Linked DNA regions of Homo sapiens: region 1 is linked to region 2. A link is a loop called in an ENCODE intact Hi-C map of the cell type or tissue named here. Cell type or tissue: CD14-positive monocyte. All regions are shown on one strand. Each heading gives the region's core, and the rest is flanking DNA. Links, peaks and the distances in the headings are about the cores only.

The links. Peaks named below come from ENCODE experiments on the same cell type or tissue, not always from the same donor. Only the 100,000 strongest peaks of a DNase experiment are listed, where the experiment ranks them.
Region 1: a loop joins it to region 2, with 2.5 times the contacts of the local background. A loop is called at or near these places in 3 of 110 quality-filtered maps.

What each region holds. Positions count from the first base shown.
Region 1 is chr5:54,668,239-54,680,597 of GRCh38, reverse strand. The region is part of intron 1 of LINC02998 (long intergenic non-protein coding RNA 2998); the gene reads left to right. Among named protein-coding and RNA genes, the nearest start is that of LINC02998, 70 kb to the left of the region's middle. In CD14-positive monocyte, for the core only: no CTCF peak of the experiment used is centred there; DNase peaks (open chromatin) are centred at 6,567 and 7,537; H3K4me3 peaks cover 1,770 bases; H3K27ac peaks cover 2,500 bases.
Region 2 is chr5:54,738,805-54,751,163 of GRCh38, reverse strand. LINC02998 (long intergenic non-protein coding RNA 2998) reads left to right here and starts at 6,906. Exons shown (of 3, transcript NR_104658.1): 1 at 6,906-7,305. RefSeq lists a cis regulatory region at 6,607-6,617 and an enhancer at 6,540-6,684. In CD14-positive monocyte, for the core only: no CTCF peak of the experiment used is centred there; a DNase peak (open chromatin) is centred at 6,623; H3K4me3 peaks cover 1,671 bases; H3K27ac peaks cover 2,351 bases.

The DNA of each region.
Region 1 (12,359 bases), core at 5,363-7,862, 71 kb after region 2:
CTTTGTTGAAAGTTTGTTTGGGGGTTCAAAAGTGAGTTGCCAGATCAAGCAATTAGAGGGAACTGAACTTGGCATTTGGGAGTTCCTGGATTTAGAAGACGAAAACAGTGCTAGAATCAATGTACTTTTGGTCATGTTGACACAGATTGAGCGGTCCAAAAATTTGCCTGACGAGAAAATTTTCAGGAATATAACCTTCTAGGCATTAGTAGGATTATTCTTCCCAGCCTTCCTGATGTTAGACACATAGCCATATGATTTACTTTAACCAATGACATTTAAATGGAAGTCATATGTATCTCTTCCAGGTGGAAGCCTTTAAGGGTTTGCCAGTGATAGTTTGCCATGGTCCTTTCCCCTTGTCGTTGTGATCAGCAATGTTTCATTTGGTGGAGGCCCATCAGCCTACCTCCCTGAGTGCCTACGTGGAACAGAGGCTCCTGCTGAAGCGCGGTGGGTATGTGGCCTGAGTGAGAAATGAACTTTGCTGTTTTAAGCTACCGAGAATTTAGTTTGTTACTGCAGGATAATCCATCCTATTTTATTTAGAGTAACTGATCATCAAGGCAGCAATAACTAAAGCCAAAAACTATTTCATAGTTTATTTTCAGAGAAAATTCTTTTTAGAAGAATCGGACACTTTCCTATTTATAGGGGACCCTGAAAAGTCAATCATTTAAAAAATGTGACTCACCTACTGCAAATGTTATCAAAGTAAATGTTTATGACACCAGCTAGGCTTGTGAGACATCATATGCATGGTTAACTATTTCTGCCTGTCTATCCTAAATCTTGTCTGCAAAACCTTGCCTTGTTTTCGAAGTGCTTTCCTGATCTTTATTCATTGATACTATACTGTCTATTAATGCAAGAGTAACTATTTGTACCTCAATGTGTAAATATGGAAATATTTTAAAGCCGCCATAATTTTATTTAAACTGTTTTAGCCTGAAATTAACCAAATCCCCTTAGAAAGGTAATTAGATAATTAGATGGTTATCTTTATTACAGTAATAAAGATAATTATTATAGATAGTTGAGCACAAAGATATTTTCTAAATGAATGGAAATGTGGGGCTACACATGGATTACTGCCACCCATAGTAAATTTCAGGCTTGTTTACTTGTATTCAATTTAGAATTATATTTTCAATATTCAGTCAAGAATCAGTTTGATTATTTAGTTTGTTATACCAAAGTAGTCTTAATTTTGACAAATATTTGACAAGAAAGAAACTGAGCTTCATGAACTGTTTTATTGACTTTAATGTTTTTAAACAAGGAATTAAAGAGAGATGATTTGAGATTTAAAATATGCATTTGAGACAAGGGCTAAAGTTTACATACAAACTCTAATTTAGTTTCTTTCCTTTGGGAGATAATCCAACATGCACTTTTACGTTCAATTTAAATTTCAGGTATCCCATGTTACCCTATACTCATCCATAACATGCATCTTCTGTAAACAAATGCAATATAGCATCAAATAAAAAAATTTTAAAGATATAGAATTCATATAAAATGCTTTTTATCCCCAGATTTTTTTAAGAGAAAGATGATTAAGATAGGCATCTAAGATTTTGCTTTGAACCAGGTCTAACTATCCATGTATTTTTGAGAGCTTTCCAGAAAGGAGCAGAGCCAGATGACAAAATCAGTTCCCCCGGGGCTGAGTTGACTCAGAATATCTCCATATGGATGTCCCAAAACAAATTATACTCAACATGTCCCCAGATGAACTTGTCATTTGCCTTTCAAAACCATGATCTGAGAGTCCCCTTCAACTCTCCTCATGCGTCTCATATCTAACCGTTCACTGATTCCAGTTTTCAACTCTTTCCTCTAGTCCTATGATTACCCCTCTGTCCCGGCCCTCCCTCCCTGAAGGTCTTCCTGCCTCCAATATCTGCCCCCTCCCATCCTCATTCCCACTGCTACCATATTAGTCTCTGTAAAGCACAGGTCAGAGTGTACTGTTTTCACCTCTAAAATGCTGCTATCTTTTGTTTGCCTTTCAGACCCATTATGTACCCTTCTCCCCATTTTCTGTCCCGACAGCTAATCTGTATCGCATCAGCAAACTCCCTTCCCTCTGGCTACTAGTTCAGTTTTGACAATATGGAGCCCTGGAAAGGGAGAGTGAGTTCAGGGTATATATTCCTCAGCTACCTCCTTGCCTTACACACAAATCATCTGCATCTCTCACTTGAAGGCACAGATCCTATCTAGAAGCCTTCCCTACACACCTGGTTTAAATGCCATGTACTCTATACTTCTTTGCATCCCTGCCTTTGTCTTTCCTTTATTTCTCTGTCAGTCTGAAATTCTCTTCCTTCTCTTTACTGAAATATTTTCCATTTAATCCTGCATTATCCTTTGTATTGGGTTTATTAGGAAGATTCCAGAACTGCAAAATGGAAGGAGCCTTGAATTTACTGCTTGGGGAGAAGATGGCCCGCAGATCAGGAACAGCCCTTACAGACTTGACATGAATGAGAAACAAACAACTTCTATTGGGTTAAGACACAAAAACGTGGGGATATATCTGCTTCAACTGCTAGCATTACCTTAATTCATGAGTAAAATTATTTTAGGAAATAGAAAAGTTTCTCACTGAGGTTCCCAAGTGTGGCATTAAGGTAAGTTATAAACATCCAGGCAGGAAAACTGTGATCATGAGAAAGCTATAGGAGTTCACAAAGAATGTGTTTCCTACTGTGATAGTTTACTAGATTGGTAGAGAAAGAAAACCCAGCAGTTCTGGTCTTTCTGGACTTGCCCAAATCATTTGACAAAGCTATGATATTCTTTTATTTTAGAGGAAAAATTATTCACAAGATAAAAATGAAATTAAGTGAATTATTTACAGGTTGAATTAATTTATTCAAAGATAGTGGCTAATAGATAGGGATCAACCTGAAGAAAGTTTTCTAGTGGTAACAAGGCTTGGTTCTGTACCATGAACTTGGGGGCATTTTTGTTAGTTTTAGACTTAGATAAAAAGATAGAGTCTTGTTCATTAAATTTGCTCACATTAAACAATGACCTGAATTGAACAAATACAATTTTATAAGATAAATGGAAATTTTGATGCTTAGGCACACACACACACACACACACACACACACACACACACAATGTGAGTAAAGGATGGGGGAGCCATGGATTAAAACCACTTAATACTCTGAATTTACTTGTGGGTAAAACCTAGGAGTCAATAGTGTGATGTTATCACCTTAAGGTCTAGTGCCACCTGAAACTGCATTGACAGAAGAATAATAGCAATTGATAGGTAGATATCAGGTATTGACACCCCTTTATGCCAGGCACTGTAGTAGGCACTTTACTTGAGGCTACATATTAAACCATGTTTCCTAGAAAGGGAAGTAACTTGCCAAAGCCACGCTGCTAGTGAGTGGCAGTCTCTGAAATCAGATTTAGCAGAGTCTGTTCCTTTCTGCGCTAGTTAAGTCACATGGAATTATTTCTATTCTAGGCAGCCTATTTTAAGAGTAGAAAAGTAAAGCTTCTTAATGGGAAAAGGACCAAGATAATTTGAAAATCTTATCCCATGGAAATGTTTGAAAGATTAGGAGACAGAGGCCTTGGAGAAAAGAAGACTCAGAGAACTTGGCCCCTGTCTTCCAATATTCAACAGATTGCCAAGAAGGAGGATTTGAATGATTCTGTTCTGCCTCCTGGTCTCTCATACAGGATTTATTGGAGGAATAAAGAAAAGCTATGAAGTGATAGATTTCAATTCAATATCAGGAAGAGCCTTCTAACAGAGTTGTCCAAAGACAGACTTGGCTGCATCAGAGAGACTGGACACTTCCAACCTCAACTTGCAGCACTTGGCAGGGATTTTCCTGGGCAATTGACCTCGGGTCATTTTTAAAGGTTCCTTCCAGGTTTGAGAGCCTTTGATTTTCATGCTCACTGTGCTGTACTTGGGCAACTCAGGAAATTTGCAAACCAGCTGGCAGTTGCCTGCATCATTTGTGTGGTGACTTGGCTTTGTCAAGAGATAGTTCAAGAGGCAAATAAAATCCTCCTCCTAGAGATCAGAGTTTATGTTTATAGAATGAATGAAAGAAACTATGAACCAAACATTTATGAACAATGTCTGTGAGCCAGGCACAGTGCCTGGACATCCTCCACATCTTGTGCCTTTCCTCCCACAAAGTACGGGACTGAAGTTATTTCCTTTGAGAAATAATCATTCTAGTCAAAGATAAAATGCTGTTTTTGTTTTCTGTTTCTCTTCAAGAGGTTTGACTGAAAAAAAGATCTCATCACTTCATTTTCATGCCTTATTATGATTGTGTTGACAACAATAATGGATTAATTCTTTCCAACCTCCAGAGAAGAGCTGCCAGATAATGAACATGGGGAGGAATGCTGAGAAACCATTTTCCTTTTTGAGTAGGGTCTGGATTTAGGTAGGGAGGGCAGGGGCAGAACAACCAGAAATAGAGAGATTCCTGTCTTCAAGAGGGGCTTGAAGGGGGGCACAGAGTGAACTTCTGAGAGTGCGTGGCAGTCTTGATACACACACACAAATCCACTTTTAATAACCACCAAGAGCACTGGACCTCGGACAGAGCATGTACACTGTGAAAAGGTATGCTGGTGATTTTCAAGCCTTTGTTTGTCCAAAATAGGCCAACATGGTTGAATTGGGTCTCTAAAGCACCTCTGGAAAACCCCAGGGAGTTTTGAACACAGTTTGAAAAAGCACTATGATAAATAAGTCCAAGTGAATACAGGGCAAATAGATGGCAATCCCTGGGCTTGTTTATTTCTAAACAGAGTTCTCTCCCAGGCTCTCCTAGTACAGCATAGGCTAAGCTGAAAGACAGCCTATTGGTTGTCTGTTCTTTTTTGTTTAATTAATTTTTATTTTTATTTTAAGTTCTGGGGTACATGTGCAGGATGTGCAGGTTTGTCACATAGGTAAACGTGTGCCATGGTGGTTTGCTGCACGATCAACCCATCACCTAGGTATTAAGTCCCGTGTGCATTAACTATTTATCTTGATGCTCTCCCCCTACCCCACCCTCCAACAGGCCCCAGTGTGTGTTGTTCCCCTCCCTGTGTCCAGGTGTTCTCATTGTTCAGCTCCCACTTACGAGTGAGAACATACGGTGTTTGATTTTCTGTTCCTGTGTTAGTTTGCTGAGGATAATGGCTTGCAGCTCCATCCATGTCCCTGCAATGGATGTGATCTCATTCCTTTTTGTGGCTGCATAGTATTCCATGGTGAATATGTCCCACATTTTCTTTATCCAGTCTGTCATTGATGGGCATTTGGGTTGATTCCATGTCTTTGCTCTACCTGTTCTTTATTCTCTGTTTTCAGGGATAGCACTCTGGTCCTTGTCCTCATTACTACTAAAATCCCCTTGCCCTTCTCCCTACCTCTGGTCTCTGTCACTTCCAATGCATGCTGAATATAGAAAACAGACTGTTTTTTTTTTCCTAAAGTATATTTGTAAGGTCATGCTCTTGCCCAAGAATCTACCGAAGTACACTATTACCACCACTTTATTCAGGCTTCCCCGCTTCCACACACTTGTCCTCAAACAATCTCTGTTGCAACCCACCTGTCCTCTCTCACTCTCACCTTCAGGCCTCACCCGGCTGTTCCTTGCCTGGAACACTCTCTGTAGACCCAACCCCACCTCTTCTTTCCCTGATCACTTCTGCTGCTCACCCTTCCACCTTCCTTTGGACAGACTAGGAGCAACCCACTGCCCCCACCATGATGTGCACTATAATAGTACTTTATAACTTTCTATCCAAGGCAATCTAATTATAGTGCTTTTAAAGTTGCTTTATTACTTGTATCTCCTACTAAACTAAACAGCAAAAAAGGAATTTCTATACTTTATTTACTCTTGTACCTCCAGATCCTGGCAGTATAATTATTTGTTGAGTAAGTGATTAACTTCGACATAAATATTTGTTGAACAAGTAAATGAGTGAATGAGTGTGCGGCTGTTGATAGGATGATAGCTGGTTAGTAGCCTTTTACAGGTGTATTTTTCTTTGTGACACTCTTTCAGGTGGTCTTTGCGTTGTGATCCCCACAGTTTTGGAGTACCAAGTAAATGTTCCTTTTCTCTATTCATAGATGGGACAGCATGGCAGGAGTCATGAGTCTTCTGGAAATGAGACACTCTGAGTGTGGAGGAGGCTGTTGAACATCTATGGGAAAAAAAGAAGGAATTCAGGGCACAGTCTCCCTGGTAGCTGGTGGTGGTGGTGGGACAAACCCTGGAGGAGCTGGAAAAATGGCTTTTGTGCTCCTTCTTATTTCCATGTGGTAGCAGACATCATGCCTTATCTTGTTACCCAGAATCTCCCCAGTTTGCCATTGAAGAAATCAAGGTGTAGAGAAGCATAAGGACTTGCTCAGATATGGTGGCAGTGCCAGGCCTAGAGCTTAGTTCTTGCAGCAATACTTTCTGCCACCCTTCCTCTTCTCCCCACTACTCTCTGAAAGCCCTCTTTCCTATTTGCTAACTCAGTTATGCATGCAATGCTTCCTCCACGGCACTCACCACCACTGATGTGTGATGCTGTGAAAGCAGGAGGTCAAGGCCAGGGCACTTCCTCCTGTCTAGCATTTCTTGCAGAGAAGAGCTGTTCCTGTGTGTGTAGTAGGTGGGTGGGGCAAGGACTGGGACAAGCAGCACCAGGGGAGATTGCAAGAAATCCATCCCCATTTATGCAAATCTTTTCTTCTGGGGCTTCAGTAACAGCTTCACTTTTTTCTTTTGAAACTCCCAACAGAAAATGTTGTTTTAGATGGGTGCATGTGTGCAAGTACACATAAGTGCACATAACAACATCAGATACTCACGATAGGCATACTGTAGAGGATGAAAGGCCCACACCTACTTCAACCACCTTCATTCCCTCCTTCTCATGATTCATTTGTGGAGCGGGAGGCTGCTGACATCTTCAAATACAAGCCTCTCTGAGCTTGGAGTCAAGGGGCAACATTTCTGCAGAGGGCTCCTATAGACATCCATTTCCCCATGCTTTATTTCCAAGACCCTGATTTACGATGGATAAATTAAAGTTTCTTTGTTTATCACATGATAAGAAATGCAAGTTCATCTGCAAGATTCTCTGAGTTATTCCTTGCTCTGCAGATTTCATAAGTTCTGGTGGAGTTGACCTCCTTTCTGCTAAATGAGCACTGTTCCTGACCATGGATATTGGTATTGAAGATTTCTCAAAGGATCCAGCTCTTTAATTGGAATGTCCATGAATCAGGAAGAGCAGTGAATAGCTAGTTAAATGGTAATGGCCTTAAACAAGTCCTCAACACACATGAGCAACTGATTTCTTTTTCCTTTTATCTTTTTGTCCTTTCATTCCTTCAACCAATTTTCTCTTAGGGATCAAGGAGCTCACAATCTAGGGAGAGAGACAACAAAAAATTTGACCATTATTGCAAAATGTAGATGTAAGATGCTTGTATTGCAAGCAACAGAAAATCTGGCTCAATCAGGCTCAAACCAGGAAGGAAATTGATTGGCTCACATGACTGAAAACTCTCAAGGAAGGTTTGCCTAAGACAAGCTCACTCCCAGCAGCTCAGCCATTGGGTTTCTTTTCCATTTCTCTACCTGCCTTCTGGGATACTGGCTGCATTCTAAGGCTGACCCTGCTCAGAGTCCCAAAATGGCCATAAGCAACTCTCAGAGAAACATGCTTCCTTTTTCAGATCCCATGAGAAAGAATGTGTCTTTGCCCCAGCACTCCTGGAAAATGTCCTGAGACTCAGTGTGGTTCAGGGTGGGGCTGGTGGCTAAGCTGAGCTAATCAATTACATGACCAAAAGATGGTCACAGGCTCCACCCTGGAGGTAGATGTGAGAGTCAGCTGCACAGGAATCCCTAAATGGAAACAGAGCTGTGGGACAGGAAAAAGCAAGATAGCAAGAAATGTTGATTTCAGGGAAAGGGCTTTCACAGGGGTATTAATGTGATTGCCTGATGGGTTCTTCTTGCTGGCTGCACAGATAAACCCAATTTACTGAGACAGCAGTCTTGCAGTAAAGAAAGAATTTAGTTAATGCAAGACTGACCAAGCAGAAGGACAGGAGTTTATTATTACTCAAATTGCCTCTCCGAGAACTCAGAGGCTAGAGTTTTTATGAATAATTTGGTGGACAGGTGGGTAGGGAATGGGTGCTGCTGATTGGTTGGGGATGAAATCATAAGGGTGTGAAAAATGGTCCTCGTGTGCTGAATCTGCCTCTGGGTTGTGACCACAGGTGTGATTAAGACATGAGTTACGTGTCCAGGTGGGGTCAGTCAGTTGCCAGAATGCAAAAGTCTGAAAAACGTCTCAAAAGACCAATATTAGGTTATACAATAGTGATGTTATCTGTAGCAATAATTGTGAAAGTCACAAATATTATGGCCTCTGGCCACATGCTCTCCAGCATAGGGATTATAAAAACTATGCCTACATTTTAGCAGAATTCAGGCCCCTTCCATAATCCTAATCTCATGGCCTTTCATTAGTTTTACAAAGGCAGCTTCTGTCCCTCAGCAAGAAGGAGGTTAGTTTTAGGGAGGGACTATTATCATCCTTGTTCTAAAGTTAAACTGTAAACTAAATTCCTTCCATAGTTAGCTTGGCGTATGCCCAGGAATGAGCAAGGACAGTCAGCCTGTGAGACTAGAAGCAAGATGGAGTCAGCCATGCTAGACCTCTCTTGCTGTCATAATCTTTGCAAAAGTGGTTTCAATCATGTGACACCTGGAAGCACAAGAGGGGGGTCCCCCTCAGCCTGAGTAGGCTCAGGGTTTTCTGAGCCAAGAATGAGCCGTGGAAATGCAGGAAATTTGAACTGATCAACTACTAGAATATATTCCTATTGTACTTGAGGTGGAAGCTACCCTAGGTTAGAAAATGATGACAGTGTGAAATCTATCTAAAGAAGTCTGAGAACAGACTTTATGCCAGGACTCAAGAGGCTGTGTGTGTTTGGGAGTCCACATTCATCTCTTAAATTCTCAGCAAAGAGGATGAAAATATTTGAATATGTCCTAAGAGAGCTGTTCATACGCAGATTTCGGTTCCAGGGCCTGGGTAATACTGAACTGTATTACACAAGACAAGCCTAGGCTTGATTCCAACCAATCTGGGTTTGAGTCTTAGCTTTACCACTCATTGTGGCCTTGGGGAAATCACTTAACCTCTCTACTTGACCTCTTTGTATTTAAAATTTGAATAGCAGCACTTTCCTTGCAGTGATTGTGAAAAGCAGAAATAATGCCTCACAGTATACGGTGTGAAACAGGCATTAAGCAACTATGACTATTGCTATTTAAACAGAGCTGCCTCTCTGGCACGATGCAAGATCAGAAGAGGAATGTGCACTTTCTGGAAAAGCCTGGCTTTGGACAAGATCTAGGCAGTAAATACAAACATTGGGGAGCTATTAAGGACATGCTAATATGGGTGGAGTCTCTGCTGAGGTTCACGCCATGTTCCTCCTGGATTCACACATGCCTGGACATTCCTGGAAGATGGTCCTCCTTTTGGGAAAGGCGTATTTTAGGGATATAAAGCCTGGCATACTGGCTTGGTTCAAGGTAATAGACCCATATCAGAAAGTAAAACTCATAAACTTCACGCTTTTCTCAAAATCAGAACATTTCTGGTCTAGCCCCCCACAGTTGGCTCCTAAAGAAGAGACGCTGTAGGAACATGTAAGACTAAGAATATGACTGTCAGGCAGCCCAGAAGGCAGCTTTTGGATGGTCCAGAGGAGAGCACAAGAAAGTGTTATGGTGCCTTCTGGTTGGGGTTGAGATTGGAGTTGTATGGAGTCCAGAAAAAACAGAATTTGCACTGTGGCCACCTCGCCCCAATCCGGGCAGAAGAAGGAGAGGGAGGCATCACATTTGGTGGGTGTGAGAGAGACAGAGAAGGGTCAGTGCCAACAGCTCCAGCAGCAGGGGATACATTTTGTGGCTTTGAAGCATAGCCATAGCAGGTTGGAGGTGTCAGTGTCCTCATTGGGGGTGGGTCCATCATGCCCCAACACAAACATCACTGCAGGGAGCTGTAGCAGGGGGAAGCTGAGTGCAGGGTCATATGGTAGCTGAAAGGGCCATATGGTGAGCACACATGTGCCATCCCCTGGGGGTTCCCAGGAGCAGCTAGAGGGATTCTGCAGTGTTGATGAGGGGCAGGGCCAGACAGACCCTGCTGGTTACTCTAACTTTGCCCAGAGTAGTGTGACCAAGGAAACTCAGGCTACACAAATTCTTCACATCCTCCAGGACACTACACAACTGCTTCAAAGCCAGGAGTTCATTGATTACATTGTACCTTTAAGAAACCACGACTTAATGTTGTTATGCCTTTGCCTTTTGCCAGGGATAATTGAGAATGTTTCATATATACTATAAAACTTCCTATAATGACAAATTCTATTATGATGTTTAAAACCATATGTAAAACAAACCCTCCTGATTACTTTCTCTTACTATTCTAGGAATGTTTGTCTCTCATGTTGCACTAGCACACTTCCTTCCTTCCTTTTTCTTTCTTTTTTTTTTTTCTTTTTAATGAGCTAAACAATTTATGAGGTTTCTTTTTGCCTTGGCCACCAGGAGGGTAATAGTTAAGTGTGGTGCTCAGTTAGTTTAACTTTCTTTAGCATAGACAGATTTTATATTAAAACTACCTCTAACCCCTCTTGTCATCAACATGGCTCTTGTTTGGGGTGTTGTGGTTATCATTGTTGTTTTTGTCATTATTTTGATATGTCTTTTCAGTAAAGCCACTTACAATACTTGTTGGAATTAGCTTGTGGATGGCCCAGAATTTATTTCATAAATGCACTAATTGCTGAGAGAATCTGTAAAAATTGAACCTTTCTCAGGGCAGAAAACTCTTTTAAACCTCATATCATTTTTCTCCTAGGCATTAGGAGTTGAGAATAATGCTGCCTTTTTCTCAGTGTATTTTCATATGAGGCAATTCTTTGCTCTGTCAAATAGATTTATTTTCTTTATCAGGCAGAAATGTGGGCAAAAGAAAATGATCTCATTGCATATGATTCCTGACACAATACCCGGGACTCCAGACTGCAGGAAAATTTGGTTTCACAAATGACTTGGGAAACCTTTTTGGTTTTGAACATCTGTTCAAAGAAATCTTCTTTGGAAGTGTTCACTGTTGTTACTTCCTCAATGGCAACACAGACATGCTCTTGTCCTGATCCTTATATTACTATTGAATATGGAAGGACTAGTGTTCAGGTTCTTGCTCCAGCTTTTATAAAAAAAAAATGTATTCAATGATAACGTTTACTTACTGAAGTCGATAAATTTCTAAGTCTCTATTTATAAGAATAAGCACAAGCCAGCTGGGCACAGTGGCTCATGCCTGTAATCCCAGCAGTTTGGGAGGCTGAGGTGGGAGGATCACCTGAGGTCAGGAGTTCAAGACCAGCCTGACCGACATGGTGAAACCCTATCTCTATTAAAAATACAAAAATTAGCTGGGCATGGTGCCCGTGCCTGTGATCCCAGCTACTCAGGAGGCTGAAGCCGGAGAATTGCTTGAACCTGGGAGGCAGAGGTTGCAGTGAGCCAAGATCACACCATTGCACTCCAGCCTGAGTGACAAGTATAAAACTCCACCTCAAAAAAAAAAAAAAAGGCAGAAATCACTGTATAGCTCAAAGAGCTTTTGCTGTAAACGCACTCATAGAACCATGACCATGATCAAACAAACAAAAAGTTACCAGCACCCCAGTAGCTGTCCTCTTGCCCCGACCCCAATCCCTATATCCTCCCAAAAGGTAAACATAACCCTGCTTTCTGACACCATTATTGCTTGCCTGTTTTTAATCTAGGTAAAAGTAATCATTCAGTATTTGCTTTTCTATGTACTTTTCATGAGTTTCAGCCTCATGGTTGCATGTAGCAATTATTCATTCATTTTTATTGCTCTATATTAGCATTTAATTATGTAAACACACCTCAAGTCTTCTATCCACTGTACTCTTGGTTTCCACTTTCATTTTTCCAGTTTTTCTCCCTTACATATAATGCTGTAATGAATATTCTTGTATTTGTTTTTCAGTGAATATACACATGCATATCTTTTGTGGATAGACCTATTTGTTCTGGGCCATAGGTTTTACATATGTTCAACTTTAGTAGATACTAGAAAACAGTTTTCCAAAGTGGCTATACCAATTTTCATACTCGCTGGCAGAGTATGAGAGTTCCAGTTGCTCCACATCTTCATCAACATGTGTTACTGTCAATCTTTGTAATGTTAGTCATCTTGGTGATAACCAGTGAAGTTAG
Region 2 (12,359 bases), core at 5,226-7,725:
TTCACTGGAACACACACGTGGTTGGAATCCTGAGCTGTCATGGAAGTCCGACTGCCCTGAAGCCAGAAATGTCCATGGGAAGATACGCAGAAAGTCCATGGATAGGTGTGCTGGTCCGAAGTCTTCCTGATTGTGTTCTCTCTCCAGGGCTGCTGTAACGAAGTACTGCAAACTGAGTGGCTTGTACAACACTGAGACAAACAGAAATGTGTTGTCTCACAGTTCTGGAGGCTGGAAGTCTCAGATCAAGATGTTGGCAGAGTTGGTTTTTTCTAAAGACTGCAAGGAAAAATCTATTTCATGCCTCTCTCAGCTCTTGGTGGTTTGCTGGCAATCTTTGGTGTTCATTGGCTTCTACTGCATCACCCAGTCTCTGTTTTTTTTTTTTTTTTTTTTTTTTTTTGAGACATAGTCTCACTCTTTCACCAAGGCTGGAGTGCAGTGGCATGATCTCAGCTCACTGCAACCTCCGCCTTCCAGATTCAAATGATTCTCCTGCCTCAGCCTTCCGAGTAGCTGGGACTACAGGCGCTTATCACCAAGTCCTGCTAATTTTGTATTTTTAGTGGAGACAGGGTTTCACCATGTTGGACCAGGCTGGTCTCGAACTCCTGACCTCAGGTGATGTGCCCGCCTTGGCCTCCGATAGTGTTGGGATTACAGGCGTGAGCCACTGCACCTGGTCTCTGCTTTCATCTTTACGTGAAGTTCTCCCTGTGTGTGTGGGCCTGTGTCCAACTTTCCCCTTTTCATAAGGAGAGCGGTCATGGTGTATTAGAGGCCATCCTACTTTAGTGTGACCTTAATCCTAACTTAACTAATTAAATCTGCAACAATCCTATTTACATTAACGTCATATTCTGGGATAATGGGATCTTGGACTTCAACATATGAATAAGGGTGAGTTGGGGGACACAAATTCAACACATACCACCAAGTCAGGTGCCACAAATGTGAATAAACAAGCTTGCCTGTGACTGCAGCCCTCCAGTCATAGGGTCACCCCCTTCCTATGAGTTTTCCCAGTTGGGGCTCCAGGTATCACAGAGCAGAGATCAACTGTCACCGTGGAGTCCTTTCCTAATTTCTGACTGATGAGATCTGCATCAGTATGCTAGAGCTTCCATAACAAAATACCACAAACTGGGTGGCTTAAGCAACAGAAATTTATTTTCTCACAGTTCTGGAGGCTAGAAATCCAATATCAAGGTGCTGTCAGGTTTAGTTTCTTCAGATCCCTCTCTCCTTGGCTTGTAGAGGGCTGTCTTTCCCCTGAGCCTTCCCTCTGTATGTCTATGTCCAAAAAAAAAGAAGAGCAGTCTTATTGGATTAAGGCCCACCCTGGTGACCTCATTTTAACATAATTACCACTGTAAAGACTTTACCTCTAATTATGGGCACATTCTAAGGTACCCCGAGTGTTAGGACTTTAGCATATGAATTTTGATGGAGAGGTCACAATTTCACCTATAACAGGATCTGTGAGCATGATAAAAATAGCCATGGCTTTATGTCATTAGGTTTGCGGATGATTTATCACATGGCTACAATAACCAGAACATAGACTTCGCTAATTCAAAGCTGAGATTTAAAAAATGTTTGTTTTCTCAAGCATCCTTTTAACACGTGTTTGCTATGGGTTTAAAACATTCATTGAGGTAGCTAATTGACTCTTTTTTTTTTTTTTTTTTTTTTGAGACAGCGTCTGCCTCTGTCACCTAGGCTGGAGTGCAGTGGCATGATCTCGGCTCACTGCAACCACCGCCTCCTGGGTTCAAGAGCTTCTCATGCCTCAGCCTTCCAAGTAGCTGGAATTACAGGTGTGTGCCATCGTGCCCTGCTAATTTTTATATTTTTAGTAGAGATGGGGTTTTGCCATGTTTCCCAAGCCGGTCTCCCCAGTTGACTCTTTTGTTCTAAGCTGTATCCACTATCATTGACTCAATCGGGCAACAGGAAAAAAGAAAGAAAGAAAAACATAGTTATTATCTCAAAAGACTATCTGGCTATACATTTACTCAACAATATTCATGGAGCTTCTACTATTAGACAGATATTGCTAAGTGGCCACGAAAACACATAAGGTTCCTGCTCCAGGAAGCTTACCGTCCAGTAGGAAAGGAAAACGTTAGTTAATTGCTACATAACTATACAAGTGCCAAGGACAGGTATGTGGTGTGAAAACATGTAATAGGGATGTGACCTTGCCTGTGATCAGAGGAGACTAACACTGTGGTGGGAGGGAGCATGACCCAAATGCGGGACTGAAACAACGCCTCTGTGGCTGGAGCCCAGAGAGAGTGGCAGAGAGCCTGCAGTGAAGATGAGCAGGACTCAGCCCCCTGCAGGAACATGCAGGCCATCCAAAGAAGCCATCCACTGAAGGATATTCGATTGCATGAATGGGTGATGCAAGGTCAGGGTGCACCCCATGCATTGTGGCTCCCTTTGGAGGAATATGGAGACTGAATCGGAGAAAGGGAAAGTGGAGTAAACAATTCAGTTAAGAGGCTTTAATCAAGATGAGAGATGATGTATTTTCCTCTGGGGTGGTGTCAGCAGTGGAATTAATGGAAATATATATATATGGCAAAATCAATAGGACTTGGTGATGGATTGACTCACAGGAAAGGCAGCTGGTCGAGAATGACTCCTCACTGTCGGCTTTCTCATCTGGGTGGATAGTGGTGCCATTTGTTAAGGTCGAGACCACCGGACCAGGTGTGGGCAGAGGATCATCAGTTCGGATAAGAACTACACAGCCCCACATGGCAGCCCCTGGCTACATATGGCTTTTTACATTTTAGGTTTAATTAAAAATAAATGGAATTCAAAATTCAGCTCATCAGTCACACTTGACACATCTCAAGTGCTCCAGTCACATGTGACTAGTGGCTACCCCATTGGATAGTGCAGATATAGGCTATTTCCATTGTCATAGAAAGTTCTGTTGGTCTAGAGAGACTTAGTTTGAGATACTGCTGAGACATCCAGGAGAAGCTGTCAAGTCAGTGATTGACTCTATTGCTCTGGAGCTTGGAGGAATGCTGTAGCTAAAATTTCATTTCATTCACACACTTTTTCAAGTATTCATTAAGACCTTAACATTTTTGTTTGCTGCTATGTCTCTGGCACCTAGACTAGTATCTGCTGCAAATTCTCCCAGAGCTTACCCTCTAGTAGGGATGAACAGATAATAAACAAATATAGAGTATTTCAGGCAGTAACAGGGAAGAAAGAAAACTAAACCAGGGTTAATGGGATAGATGGTGAGAAGGAGTAAGGGGCTATTCTAGTTCTGGTGGCCAGGGATGTTCTCTCTGACAAGGTGACGTTTGAACAGAGACCTAGAAGTAGGATACATTCCAGGTAAAAGGAAGAGCAGGTATAAGGAAGGAGGTTGCTCATGATCTGTTTGCCTGTACCTGGTATTTGGAGCCACATGCCAGATGTCCTGGCAGAGGGCAGGAAGAGAGAGGAGGAAGAGTCTGTGAACTTACTGGCCGAGTAAGGAAGGGCAGACCTGCAAAGGAGACAGAGAACCGGTGGGAGGAAAACCAGGAGAACGCTGGGCCCTGGAATCCAAGGAGGGAGAGTGTCCTGACAGGGAAGGGGACCCAGCAACTCTGATGCTGCTGGGAGGGGTTGGGGAACTGCAGACTGAAAATGTCCTGGGCCTCCATGGCACAGAGGCCACTGGTGATCTTAGCTCCTGTTGTTTTGTGGATGACAGTGTGAGAGTGTGTGTAAGTGTGGGCGTAAGTGTGCATGAGTGTGCATATGAGAGTGAGTGCATCAGAAAGTGTGTGTGTGTGTACATGGGAGAGACAAATAGAAAGCATAAGGCAGTGTATGAACATGTGTGAGTGTGCATATGACGGTGTGTGTGCATGAGAAAGTGTGTGTGTGTATGCTTGTAAGAATATATGAGTTAGAGTGTGAATGTTCATGTGGGAGTGTGAGTGCATCAGAAAGTGTGTGTGTGTACATGGGAGAGACAAGGAGAAAGTTGAGAGTATGAATGTGTGTATATGTGAGTGTGCATGAGAAAGTGTGTGCGTGTGTGGGTGTAAGAGTATATGGGAGCGTAAATGTGCACGTGAGAGTGTGTGAGTGTTTGTGACTGTGTACGTGTGAATGATGAAGACAGTGTGAGACAGTGTGAGAATGAGTGTGTGTGTGAGTGTGCATGAGTGTGTATGAGAATGTGTGTGAGTGTAAGAATATACACGTGAAAGTGTGCATGTGAGAGTGTGAGTGTGCCTGCAAGGATGTGCGTGCGAGGGTGTAAGTGATAGAGAGACAGAGAGAGAGTGTGAGAGAGTTTGTGGGGAGGGTCCAGGTTGGAACGGGCAGGGGAGGAAAGCTGCACCTGAGCGCAGGCAATTCTGGGGGAAACAGAGATGGGAGAGTAGAGAGGGAAGCTGCTGAGGCGGAGGCAGTGTCCTGGCCAGGTACAGCTCTGCCCTTCAGCTTCCATGGCTCCACGTGGCACCTGCCCCACATCAGAACACCAGCCAGCCAGGCTTCGGTGGGGAGTAAGGTATTGAGTTTCTCAAAGTCATTCTTCTCGGTTAGAAAACAGAAGCAGTAAAGGCCAATGCCCTGTTGGGCGTTTATTCACTCAATGAATCATTGGCAGAGTAGCCGATGGCCTCCTTGGAACACACAATGGTAATAATACTGAAGATTCCTTGTGCCTGGCTCTCTTCCAAGCAGGTACACATACAACACCTTTAACCCTCACAGCCGGTGAGATGGAGATCATCATCTACCCTCCTGACAGTCGAGATGACTTAGGCAAAGAGGGGTGAAGCACCTTGCTCAAGGTCACACAGCGAGTAATTGGAAAAGCTGGGATTCAAACCCAGAGCCTGTGTTCCCAATCATTAAGAACAGGGTCCTGAGAGGAGGCATCAAAGGACAGGTACCACCCATCCACTCCTCAGCAAGCACTTAGTAAGCACCTGCTGATTGAATTGCACCTAGTCCCTGCTCTCCTATGGCTTACAGTTTAGTGGGGGAAACCAGTGCTTAACTATTCTCTGAAATACAGTGCAATAAATGCTCCAGGAGAGAAGAGCTTGGTGTTGTGGGAATGCCAAACCCAGGTACTGGAGCTCAGGGGAGGCTTTCACACGAAGAGATGAAGGAAAAACCGAATTCCAAAGGCGATGTGGAGCTGGCTTACAAGAGGGTGTGGAAGGAGGGGCAGATGGAGCAGTGTGTGCTGGGGCCAAGGGAGGGGAGGCAGGAAAGTCCAGAACTCCCAGGCTCTTCAAGGACATCAGTCGTTTGAAGTTCCAGCCCACCTGGCAGCTGGAGGCCACTGCAGCTGACAACGGGACTGGTAGGCGAGGTCAGGAAGCAGTAGCACCAAAGCAAGTGAGTGAAGTGCCAAAGACAGACCCTGGGCTGCCTCACAGTGACAAAGACTCTGACCTTGAGCAAACTCTAGTCAGGCTCTTCTGAGCCCTCTTCTCAGCCAGGCCTCAGCCTTGCTCTAAAACACTTGCACAATCGCTAATAAGGTTTCCAATACCTCAAGGCCACATCCCCAGGATGCTCCTACCCCCTTAAGGATGCCTGCCTGAGAAAACTCAAGGCTGCCCAGGGGGATTTACTGCTTGCTCTAGCCCACACCTGGAACTAGCCTGACCACTCTTTCGTAGAGCACTTACTAAGAAGGGCAATTTTGAGTTCTCTGTAACCTTTGAGATGTATATGTATCTCCTACAACCCAGGAGTGTGTTTCTCAAGGCCCTGAAAGCTATTCCTTTGAATGTAATCATCAGGAAGGGTAAGGACCTCTGTCTCCCAGTCTCAGAGAGGATAGAATCCTAACTTTCCTAACTGCCAGCTAGCAGGCACAGCTGGTCTGATTGCATTTATACTGAACAGCCCTTCGTAATTTTTCACTTCCCTGACCCTACTGGTTCTGTTTGCCCTCCTTCCTATTCCCTCATTCTTCCCTAAAAATGCCTAGTCTGGCCAGGCATGGTGGCTCACACCTGTAATCTCAGCACTTTGGGAGGCCCAGGCGGATGGATCACCTGAAGTCAGGAGTTCGAGACCAGCCTGGCCAACATGGCAAAACCCATCTCTACTAAAAATACAAAAAATTAGCCGGGTGTGATGGCAGGTACCTGTAATCCCAGCTACTCAGGAGGCTGAGGCAGGAGAATCACTTGAGCCTGGGAGGTGGAGGTTGCAGTTAGCCGAGATTGTGCCATTGCACTCCAGCCTGGGTGACAAGAGCAAAACTCCGTCTCCAAAAAAAAAAAAAAAAAAAAAGTCCAGTCACCTCTGCACAAATTGAAGCTGAGTTCAGTTTACATTGGACTCTTCCCTATTGCAATAGTTATTACTGGTTAATGTCTGTCCTTACCACTTTAGTGTCTGGCTTTGTTTCGCTTGGACAGAATCAGATGAGAAACCACCAAACTCACTGGGCTGAATTATTTCAGCTTATGGACAGCCACAGACAGTGTGAGTACCTGTTCACACAAATCCTGAGGCCCAGCACACACTGGGCCATTCACAAAGCTCATTCAACCCCCCACGGCCCTGACACCACCAGTTTTACCTCTCTGTAGAACAAGAAACTGCTGACTCACTGAAAACAGAGCGCATTTATAAACAGGAAGCTGAGTATGTGACCACAGACATTCAGCATCTGATAGCAATTGCTGAATGTGGCAAAAAAAGAAAAAAGTTTGAACAAAAAAAAAATCTGTGTCACTAAATAAGAACTCTCTAGCTCATGGAAATACAATCCTGCTATTTGATCATTTCATAAATACTTAAATAAGGGGAGTTCTCATTTGGCCAAACCTAGGCACGCTTCAAATATTTACTGAGGCCTTCGAAGGGTGTGGTTTTCCCTTTTTTTCTTTCCATTCCCTCCCAAGCAGAGCAAAAAGGCTCCTTGGTGAGGCCTTCCTGGCCTATACAGAAGAGATTTGTTTTCTCTTTGAGCTCTGATAGCCTGACCGTCCCACATCAGACCTCTGTGCTGGTGCAGAGGAGGGCTCTGCCAGGAGGGCTCCCAGAGAGATGCACAAACACTGGCGGGTTAACACTCCGACATGCAGCTCTTCCTACAAAGCATTGACTGGATGGTACTGAAGCTAAAAAATGGAGACTCACTTGTATCAACCATAGTAAAGAGCCTGTAAGAGGACGCAGTTCCCCCTGCTTTCAGCAGCAATGAAGAGGCTCATTTTCCTTGGAGTTTCTTTGTTGTTGGGGGGTTGGTTTCTAGCAAACTGACCCAAGAAGGCTAATGGCCGAGGAAAAAACCAGGTGATTATTTTCTAAAAGATTATCTTCTGGGAGTCGGTGCCATTGCTGCCTTTGTCATCAGGGTAAAGGTATCCCAGTGATGTATGGAATCTTTCCACTTCTCTTCCGGGGAATTGGGCATGGATAACAATAGCACAGTGCCGGGAACATAGTAAATTCCTAATAAAGAGTAGCTAAGTGTTTTTTATGCAGAGTTTTGTCTAATCTTCACAATAACCTTAGGAGGTAAGTATTGGCAATCTGATTGGGTAAATCAATACTGAAGTCTCTACAGGAGCAGCATATTTGGGAGTATGGTCCAGGTATGCCTGGTTTCAGAATGCAGCCATTTGCCTAACTTATTGCTGACATTTTCAAGCAGGATGTGTCCTTTATATTTATACTGAATTAATTGGACATACTGATATTCAAATATACCTACAAAGTAGAAAATCTTATTTGGTAATTCATCATCAGCTTCTCACAGAGCAGCAGATAGCACTTGTTTTTCTATTATGTACCAAGAAAATTCTGTGTTGGAATTTACAAGTAGCAGTGGTTGTGTCAAAATGCCTCAGACAACATATTAATGATGCTCATAGTAACTAACTTTTATGGAGTGTTTCTTGTGTGCTGGATGGGATGTGTAAGTGCCATGATATTCAACATAGCCTCAACACAACCCCTGTGCTGTCATTGTCATTAGCTCCAATTTACAGATGAGGAATCTTGAGGCTCCAAAAGACTGTTTATAAGCAGGCTGACTCTGGAGCCCCTGCTCTTACCCATTATGCTGCTCTGTAAAAAGGGCTTTAGCTAGAACACTCCTTTTTATTTCTGTAAAGAGGAGACTGCTGTTTCTTCTGTTTTATTGGAGTCTGGAGAAAAATCTCCTTGAGCAAGGATGATTACTATGGCTTAGATTGAAGCTTCCAGAAGTAGACCTTGACAAGGGCTATGTGCACGTGAATTGTGAAGGAAGTGCTCCCATAGGAAGTCCAGGAAAGAGCAGGAAAAACAGGACAGGAGCCGGGAGCAAACCAAACAAAGGTGTGATGTCAGGCAAAGTCCTGAGGAGGGAGGCCTGTGCCTGATTCTACAGGGGAACTCCAGGGTAAAAATTCTGTCTGAGTTCGTCCAGATGCAAAAGTCAGCGAGGCTTTGAAGTTCTCTAGGGAAGGGCTGCCCAGAGGGCATGTAAATTCTCAGGCACTTCCAACTTTCCAGCCACAGGTGCCAGTGGACCTAAGGTTATCTTAAAAGAGAGTTGCAAGTTTGAGCCTTGGAAGCAAGCCACAGAAACCCGGAAGGGTGCACGGAGCTGGAAAAGAATTGATATGGGTTGCGTGTGGGTGGAGCACCCCCAGGGGCTGCTGCATCTAGTAATCATAAGTCAGGAATTCGTTTTGCTGAATCAGAGCAAACTCCATCTAGCAGAAGCAACACCAAAGTGTCTCTTTCCTGTAGGTAAAGCCTAAAGATCAACAATTTGGGGCTGTATGGTGATTTATTTCAGGGGTGGACAAAACATGCCCCATGCCAAATCTGGCCCCAGGGTCTTTGTATAGCTTTGGAGCTAGGAATTATTATTCCTTTTTTAAATGGCTGAAAATGATGAGAGATTCTACTGTTTCCTTGCATAGAATTTTAAAAAAAGAAAATTATAAGGGATTCAAATTTCAATGTCCATAAATAAAGTTTTATCGAAAAACAAATTGGAACATTAGAAACTCATTTATTCTATATTTTCCATGGATATTTTCACTCTCAAATGGCAGAATTGACTAGTGGTGACAGAGACCTGTAGGGTCTACGAAACTGAAGATTCGGCCCTTTAGAGAAAAAGTTTGCTGGCCCTTGTTCTGCAGGATCAGGAAGCGGGGCTTCTTTATTTTGCGGTGCCACATCCTCAACACGTGCTTTCAGCTCATGGCCCAATATAGTTACTGAAGCGCCAGCCACCATGTCTGCCTTCAAGCCAGTGCAAAACAGAACAAAGAATTCACTTCCTCCCTTTAGGAAAACTTCTAAGAATCACATTCCTCACTTCTGCTATATCAGGCCAGAACTTAGTCTCCTTATCATACCTGTAAAACCTTACTCCAAAAGCTATGAGGCCAGCAAAAATTTGGAATTCCTTTGTTCAGGAAAAGTATATAAGGAGACAATTTCTAGCTCTGCCTCACCTAGTTAAGAGTTTCAAAACAAGGAAGAATGGTATGTAATAATATAGGCAGGAATAAAAACTAAATTGTTCTAATGTCTCACATTTAAATTACAATGTAATTTATGACAAACAAATTACAATGTTTCTTTTCTCCATCAAATTTTCCATTTCTCTTAGTTTTTAAGGTAGCCTAGGAAATTAGTTAAGTACCCTATTTTCCTTGCTTGTATCCAGGTCTTTGTTCCTACCAAGAAGAAACAAATTACCAAATAAAAAGGTTAAAAAGTGTACTTCTCCGAGCATTACCACAAATACTAAGAGGGAGAAGGTGGCATAACTGCTGCCTCAGTTGAAGCTCTCACATTTTTCATTCACACCATTGTGACAGCCTATCTTGCAGCCCTCTAATGGAGAGTCCAGACTTCTTGTCTTAAACCTCCACCCTTTGCACATCTGCTCACATTGCTGCCTCCATCTGTCTACATTGCAAATATCACCATGTTGCTTCCTGTCTGCATCCAACATGTGAGGAGGAGAAAGCCCAACTCTCCTGCGTGGCCTCCACGACCTGCCTGATGCGTGGGCATCAGCTCCTGCTGGTTGCACCTTGCTCTTCATAGTCCACAGACCACACTCCAGGCAGACACCATTTGCAGAGCTGTTTCAGCCCCTAAGTCAAGATTCTGGGGAACACAGGAAGTCCACTTGCTGGAATCCCTAACGACATCAGCCCCTTGTTCTCACCAGTATCCCTGTGACAAACACCCCTGTTAGCCTAAACCAGTGGTTCTCAACCAAGAGCAATTTTGGCAACACTTTGGCAACACTTGGCAACATCTGGAGACTTTTTTTTGTCTTGACTGAGGGAGGGGAGAGTGTAACTGGCATCTGGTGGGTAGAGGCCAACAGTGCTGTGTGGCATCCTGTGCTGCACACGAGACAGCTCTCCCCCAAAAGAACGATTCCGCCCAAAATGTCAGTAGTACTGAGGTTGACACTGGCCTGTGCTAGCTCAAAGGTTCCTGTGATTTTTAACAAACACACCTTACCAAGCTCAGCTGTGTCCCACAGATGCTTCCAGCTTTTCAGCTCAGTGGGGGGCGTGGAAGAATAGATGGAAATGCCACACAGTGTGGGTGCATGATGTGGGAAACATTGGGTGCTGGGAGCCCCAAATCCAGAATAATAAACTCAGAATTGTGGTGGCGGCGGAGTATAGGTGAGCAGGAACACTTTCAAAAGGAAGTGGATGTACGCTATGATGTACTGGAGGAGTTGGAGTTAGCCAAGTGGAAAGGGAGGTGGCTTGTTCTAGGAAGATGAAAGGAGTCATACCCAGGGCCTGGAGGCCAGCACGCTGGAGGCCCCCAGGGATTTGAAGAAAGCTGGTGTGGTTGGCACCTAGAAAGTGACTGAGTGAGCAGAGAGATGAGGGTTGGGAGGAAAGCAGAGACCAGACTACAGACAGGTAACTGAGCTTGTACTTCCTTCGAGGGCAAGCTTAGGGAACCCAGGGGAAGTCCCTGGGTGTTTCTCCCCTGGAATCTGCTGAAAGATGGGGAGTAGGTGGCACGGGGGAGGGATGTGGAGAAAGTTGGGCTTTGTTCTCCAGTCTTCTGTCCCTCCTTTGTGAGGTGTGTAATTCTCGCTATTTACAGCAGTCAAGTAACCCTGATTCCACCCAAGAAACCCCCTTTCACGCATACTAGTTTGAGTGGGTTTCTTTTTCCATCAAACAAATGAGCTCTGATCACGAAGGAGCCTGAAATCCGGGAGAAAAATCTAAATGAGAGATTCTGATGACAGATGATGCTTAAAGCCAACAGGAATGGATAAGAATCCTCAAGAATAGGCTAACCTGTCAAGATAAGAGGACTTGAGCTAGAACCCCGAGGAACGTTTCCACTTAAGGAAGTGGCAATTGGAGGGAAATCCAAAGGGCACTAAGGCAAACCAAAGAAGCAGGAGAAAGATTCGGCAGTGCAGTGCCATGGAAGACAAGAGAAAGAAGGGACAGAGAAACAAGGTAAAATGTTGCAGAGGGGTTGGGAAAGAGCTGAAGAATGTTCCATCAGTATTAGCAACAAGGTCATTGGTGGCTTAGATGAGAAAATGACAGCAGAATGATGACCACAGAGGTCTGGTATCGATGAGTGGATGCATGCATGGGAGATGAGGCAGTGGAGAGAGATGGGTGGAGGACACCACTGAAATTTGGGAATGGAGATTCAGAGACAATATCAGTGTCCTGGGCTGCCAAAATGAAGTACCAAATACTGAATGGCTTATATAACAGAAACTTGCTGTCTCACAGTTTTGAGGCTAGAAGTGTGAGGTCAAGTCAGACTTGATCTCAGATTTTTGAGAGAGAAATTTGTTCTAAGCTTCCCCCCTCACTTCTAGTGGTTTGCTGATGATTTGGGGTGTAGCTTGGCTTATGGAAGCATCATCCCAATCTCTGCCTTCATCTTCACACGGTGTTCTCCCTGTGCGTACGTCTGTGTCCACATTTCCCCTTTTTATAAAGACAACAGTCCTATTGGATTAGAGCCCATCACGATGACCTCTTTTTAATCTGATTATCCTATCTCCAGATGGGATCACACTGTGCAGTCCTGGGGGTTAGGACCTGAACTTTTCTTTTTTGAGAGACATAATTCAACCCATCATGGAGTCTATGATTTTTTTTTAGTTATAAATAGAATATATGTTCACTGTAAACATTAAATAATACTGATGTGTCTACAGTTAACATCAGTAAAATTTTCAAATTAGGTTAAAAGAAAAATATATGTCCTTGAAGAATGAAAGAGAGTTGGGGAAGTAGAGAGGAGGCAGGTCTATGGAAGGTCTAAGTTGTTTGTTTAGTTCAGGATGAAAGAGACTTGAACACGTGGAAACACAGGAA